Regions from separate parts of the Homo sapiens genome. Here region 1 is linked to region 2. Evidence: chromatin contacts called from ENCODE Hi-C or POLR2A ChIA-PET data. All regions are on one chromosome and are shown on one strand. Each heading gives the region's core, a stretch centred on a gene start or an enhancer-like site at or near the end of the contact. The rest is flanking DNA. Distances are from core to core; before and after follow the strand shown. Region 1 has its middle 570 kb from the start of LINC02630. Region 2 has its middle 7.7 kb from the start of MIR4683.

What was found. Hi-C counts contacts between places; a loop is a spot of excess contacts on that map. ChIA-PET counts read pairs that join two places held with the same protein, here RNA polymerase II (POLR2A). Pooled maps may share reads with other maps.
Region 1: a map of PC-3 shows a loop between it and region 2 (4-fold over the local background). The contact joins two enhancer-like sites. A Hi-C loop is called at or near these places in 1 of 168 maps with a recorded cell type or tissue (PC-3) and 4 of 50 pooled maps. POLR2A ChIA-PET finds 5 or more read pairs at or near these places in 1 of 52 experiments (PC-3).

Annotation. Positions count from the first base shown.
Region 1 is chr10:36,468,281-36,471,074 of GRCh38, forward strand. No RefSeq gene overlaps it. Among named protein-coding and RNA genes, the nearest start is that of LINC02630, 570 kb to the left of the region's middle. Within about 2 kb of position 1,476, at least 2 of the 41 ENCODE cell types and tissues checked have a DNase peak (open chromatin) inside an H3K27ac peak, as active enhancers do; they include PC-3, where a contact is called at or near this core.
Region 2 is chr10:35,632,045-35,635,089 of GRCh38, forward strand. No RefSeq gene overlaps it. Among named protein-coding and RNA genes, the nearest start is that of MIR4683, 7.7 kb to the right of the region's middle. Within about 2 kb of position 1,672, at least 2 of the 41 ENCODE cell types and tissues checked have a DNase peak (open chromatin) inside an H3K27ac peak, as active enhancers do; they include PC-3, where a contact is called at or near this core.

The DNA.
Region 1 (2,794 bases), core at 226-2,725, 840 kb after region 2:
GCGGAGATCGCGCCACTGCACTCCAGCCAGGGTGACAGAGCTAGACTCTGTCTCAAAAAAAAAAAAAAAAGAAAAGAAATATAGTTCAATCCTATACACCAAGGCTACAGAAAATTCGGGGGAAAAGAGTCAGTAAGCAAATAGAAGATGAAAAACATACGCCTGAAATATTTATAACTAAATCATGTATTCACAAATGAAAATAGCTTCTTTTGCTGAAATGGTAACAGGGCAAATGCAATTTTAGTGGACTCAAGGAATTTAACTGCTGCCTAAGTATCTGGCATAGTACACAGGAGTGACTTTGGAATAAAGATTATATTTAATCTCCACTTTTAATCATCTTAATTCAAGAAATTGAAGAACATAAAACCCAGGGGTTTTTTTTCCTATTTAAAAGAATGCGCTTAAATAGCATTAGTTGACAGGTAACTACTTCAGTAAATAAAATATCCTTTTAATATAATGCCAGACTCTTCACGCCCCACCCCCAAGTCTCCATTATCCTGTAGAGTAGCTCACTATCCTCACCTGCTTTGGGCAAAAATGACTCATAGTTCAGGTGCTAAGGAAGCTGTTCATTCTATTGCATATATGTATATGGAATTACTAATTAAGCCAAGTCTTTGTGCATGAATTTGGAAATTTAATTAGTAGAGTTGATTTTTAAATTATTTCTTCGAATCACCTAGTCCATAATAATATTTGTCCCTGTGGGCTACAATTTGAAGAATTTTAATCATAATCTCCTTTTCAAAGTAAGAATCTTTCTCAAGCCTCTTTTCATTAAGAAAACTATTTATATGAAATACTTGGCAAGCCAGAACAAATCCCACATTCCACTTAGCAAAAAACAACAACAACAACAAAATCCCATTAAACACACAGTTAATACTTCTCAACACTTGTAAATCCAAAGTTCATGCTTGGGGTATACGTGCGTGTTTCCAAATTCAGAGGCCTAAACTTGATGTGCTTTAAATGAAAAAATTTCAGGTCAGAAAGAAAGTAGGAAAAATCTAGAAACCATTGGAAGATGGGTAAATATCTTCAATTTCAAATTTCTCTTCCCTCTACAGTTTCTTTATCATGTATGATGTGGTTGAAAGATCATTGCCATGAGAGCTTAGACAAAGAGATCTCCTCCTGTCTCAGGCACTCACTGGACGTGTGTCCTTGGTTACATGGAAGATGTTACCCAGGTCTGTGTGCCCCAGGCACACCACATTAGGAGTTTGAATAATACAGTTTCTCAGTTTCTAGAGTTCCATGAGTCTCAGATGCTCACTGTTTTCTGCATTGTGAACATGATTTTATTTATCAAAATAGCTTTATCTCAGATGCTTTATGCAGATGAATAGGGTAGTAGTGTCTATAATGAAACTGAATTGCTCTCTTGTTGTTTGGTTCCTGCCTTTGTCTTATGACTTACAGGTTAAAAATGGTGTTTTGGGCATTGCGCCGATATGGCTGGTTACCCTCTCCCTCCTGCACACATAGGAACCACCCCTTCCTGCCCTGTTACACATAGGCTGAGTCAGTGAGAAGCCTTTTCTTTCCCTGCACCCTAAAAGGTCCTGTGTTTTGACAATAAAACCACAAGATTTTGAAGAAGCCTGCACCTCTGCAACCTCTGCATTGAACTACATGAAGCACAGTCACTGGTCACCAGGACTACAGTGGGTTGACTCTATGTGAAGATGCACATCCAGAGATTTATTGTCCTTGCCCCTGGGTCTATGGAGTTATAAAGAAGGAAGGAATTAAGCATCTTGTTATTGAACGGTCAAAAGGAAAATGTCACTGAGTGAGTGACCTTAAGCAAGTCATGAAGCTGCACGAGAAGGGTTTACCATGGAGAAGAATGAGGGGTCCAGGCAGAAGCCTCCAAGACAATAAAGAGATGAAGTAATGAAAGGGAACTGAGTGACCCAGGAGGCCAGGGCTATGAAACACACTCTCCACCGGCTGCCACTACATCTTGTCTGATGAGGTCAACCACCACATTCAAAAAGTAGCATACTATCTTCTTAATTTAGGTTCCTTTACTCAAAATGCTGTTTAAAATACCTAGTTCGTAAGTGCACAGGTTATTAAATATACATTGCTTTGACCTACACTATGGATTAAAGTTGAAAATTAAGTCAATAACATAAATGGTTAATACACAAGTCACTGATTTAGAATAAGTTTTTTTAATCAATGTGTTTATTTTAAATTTTCATTGGGTTGGTTTGGAGGTCATTAGGACATTTTGAAGGTTTATGGTGTCCATGAAGGACTGGTTCCAGGACCTTCCTAAGATACCAACATTAGCAGATGCTCAAGTCCCTGATATCAAATGGCACTGTATTTGCATATAACCTATGCACATTCTCCTGTTACTTTAAATCATTTCTAATTTACTTATAATGCCTAATGCAATGTAAATGCTATGTAAATGCAGTTGTTCTATTGTATTGTTTAGAAAATAATGATGAGAAAAAAATCTGTCCATGTTCAGAACGGACACAATTTAAAAAAATATTTTTGATCCACAGTTGGTTGAATCCACAGAGGTGGAATCTGCAGATACAGAGGGTCGACTACATATAGAACTAGAAACTCAGAATTTAAATTTTAGCTTTATTGTTGTTCACAAGTTAATTAATACCATTAATATTATTGGCCATCTTTGTGACACTAACCATTCCCTTGGCCATTTTGTTCTGCCTCACTACCTCAAAACAAGAGGTTACAAATGGCCACCATCTCATTTCATTTCACTGTGTGTCAGGAATTCAGGCAGGTCTCC
Region 2 (3,045 bases), core at 422-2,921:
TTGAATATCTTTACTAACTAACACATCCACCTTATTGATTCCTCCTAACTTCACAGGTTGGGTTTAATTTCTAGTTTAATAGAATTATACCCTATGTGCACAATTCTTTGTTATTTCCTTATAGGTGAAAAAACAGTTATCAAAAACTGTGTACTGAGAAGTTCTTTCTTGGGGCCAGGTGAGGGCACTCCTGTCATCTCCCAAATACCTCTCAGGGTGACAAAAAGAAAAAAATAACTGCTTTTGTTTAGTCAAGTTAGATGACAATAGCTAGTTTGCTTAGCTAATTTCTATTTCTATATATCTATATAGATCTATATGTCTACAGATCTACAGATTTATATATCTATAAATACATCTACATATCCAGATCTGTATCTGCATATATTTCACTTTGGATGATAATACCACATTCAGTTACATTCACTGGTTTTCAACTCTGGCGGCACATGGGAATTGCCTGGGGAAGTTTTAGAAAACTTTGAATTCTCAGCTGGCACCCCCCAAAATTCTGATTCTGTTGGTTTGGGGTGCAACATGGGCATTGGTAATGATAAAAAAAAAACAAAAACATACCCCAAGTGCTTTTAACATGTAAGCATGGTAAGAACTACTGCTGGAGTGCTAGTTAATTAAAAATGGGCTTGTTAGGGGTGAAAATATTAGAAATTGGTTTTCTAATTTAAATCAGTGTATGATTCACCTGCATGATAAACATGGTGCTATAAAAGCATGCGTTTGTCCCCTGTGAAGAATGGCTGTGCCCCAGATTCGGAAAGCTATCCAACTTGGGTTGTTTCACTAACATTGATCCTAACTTTGCCTTTTGTCCTGGGGCAATTCCTTCCTTCCACCTTTCTCTGGCTACTGGCTGACCTTTTCAGCTGCCACCCATGCTCTTGGCCCCCTCCCGGGCACAGCCTGCAGCATGAGTCTGCTGGGCCAGTCAAGCTCTTCCTCAGGTTGCTCTGTCATTGCAGAGATTTCTGGGACGCTCTCTTGGGTTCCCTAAGCCCTTTTCTCTCCCTGATCCCTGCACTGGCCTTCACGGCACAGTGGTTCTGCTGTTTCTCCTTCTGCCTGGCCGAGGCCAGGCTCTCCCTGAAAGGCCCTCAGGCCTCTGCCAGCCAGGGCCAACACGTTCCACATTTGGCCCCTCTCCCCATGTGAACTCAATCAGTAACAGAAGCCCATCTGACTAATAGAGGATTAGTCCTCTCTCACACTGCTATAAAGATACTCCCTGAGACAGGGTCATTGACAAAGGAAAGAGGAGTAATTGGCTCACAGCTCCGCGTGGCTGGGGAAGCCTCAGGAAACTTACAATCATGGTGGAAGGTGAAGGGGAAGCAGACACATCTTACACAGTCACAGGAGAGCGAAAGAGAGAAAGAGGGAAGTGCCAGACACTTACCAAACAAGACCACTTGAAAACTCACTCACTATCGGAACATCAAGGGGGGGAATCCGTCCCCATAATCCAGTCACCCCCCACTAGGTTCCTCCCTTGACATGTGGGGATTACAATTCAAAACGAGATTAGGGTGGGGACACAGAACCAAACCATATTACTCCCAGTCACTGTGCCTTCTCACTAAGCTAGAACACAGACTCTTAAATGTGGAATTTATTGGAACACGGTGGCTGTAGAAGGCAAAAGGCAGGTGAGCTGGCCTAAGTTGGCCAGGATCCCAAGAGGCAAGCCTTTCCACAGTGCTCCTCTTGTCTCTGAAGGATGGGCGTTCACATTTCCTGTGTAGGCCACCACCAAACTGTGAGAGAACTCTGCTATGATTCTGTAACCAGGTAAACACAGCCCTGGTAAGTTGCTGTATCAGCTATGAATGCATTTTTTTTTTTTTTTTTGAGATAGACTCTTTCTCTATTGCTCATGCTGGAGTGCAGTAGCAGATTCATAGCTTACTGCAGGCTTGAACTCTTGGACTCAAGCGATCCTTCTGTCTCAGTCTCCCAAGGGACTACAGGCATGCATTACCACACCTGGCTTTTTATTTTTTTATAGCGATGGAGTCTCATTATATTACCCAAGCTGGTCTAGAACTCCTGGCCTCTAGTGATCCTCCTATCTCGGCCTCCCAAAGTGTTGGGATTACAGATGTGAGCCACCACACCCAGCCTGAATGCACCTTGTGGTGGCCTCAGAGGTCTACACAGAAGAGTGGGACTGCTGGAAAAGATCTACAGAGACAGGAGTGACAAGTAGGCTTAGTGGCTTCTAGGCCCAGCTGTGCTCCTGACTGTGTGATGTTCAGTAAGCACAGTTGTTTTGGGCTTGTTTTCTAACCAGTGAAATGTGGGATGGTGTGCTAGAACTTCCTACCCTTCGGTGTGCCTGTGAAGCTTGGGGATCTTGTTAAAATGCAGTTTCTGATTCAGTAAGAGAGATCTGAGATTCCACATTTCCCTAATGCCACAGGTTCTTGCCCCTGCTCCTTGTTCATGGGCAGCAAGATTCTTGCCCCTGAGGCCTCTGAACTCTGTAAGTCCTCCAAGATCTTATGTGGTCCTTGGTCACAGTCTCCTCCTTCCCTCCTATCCCCACTAGACATTCCAGTCCTCAGAAACCTCATTTCTCTGCTCATCCCTTTTTTTTTTTGGCAAAGTCTTGCTCTGTCATCCAGGCTGGAGTGCAGTGGTGTGATCTCAGCTCACTGTAGCCTCCGCCTCCTGGATCAAGCGATTCACCTGCCTCAGCCTCCTGAGTAGCTGGGATTACAGGTGCCAGCCACCACATCCAGCTAATTTTTGTATTTTTAGTAGAGACAGAGTTTCACCATGTTGGCCATGCTGGTCTCAAACTCCTGACCTCAGGTGATCCGCCTGCCTCGTCCTCCCAAAGTGGTGGGACTACAGGCGTGAGCCACCGGTCCTGGTCCTGCTCATCCTTCTTTAAGATCCTGTTCTTCCTACATCTCAGTGCTGTGTCATCTTCCTTCCCGAGGGCTCCAGCATTCCAACGCAGATGCTCACCGACCTTGTTTTCCAGCGAAGTTTCTACTCCTTGGTGTGTTTCCATGAACACCT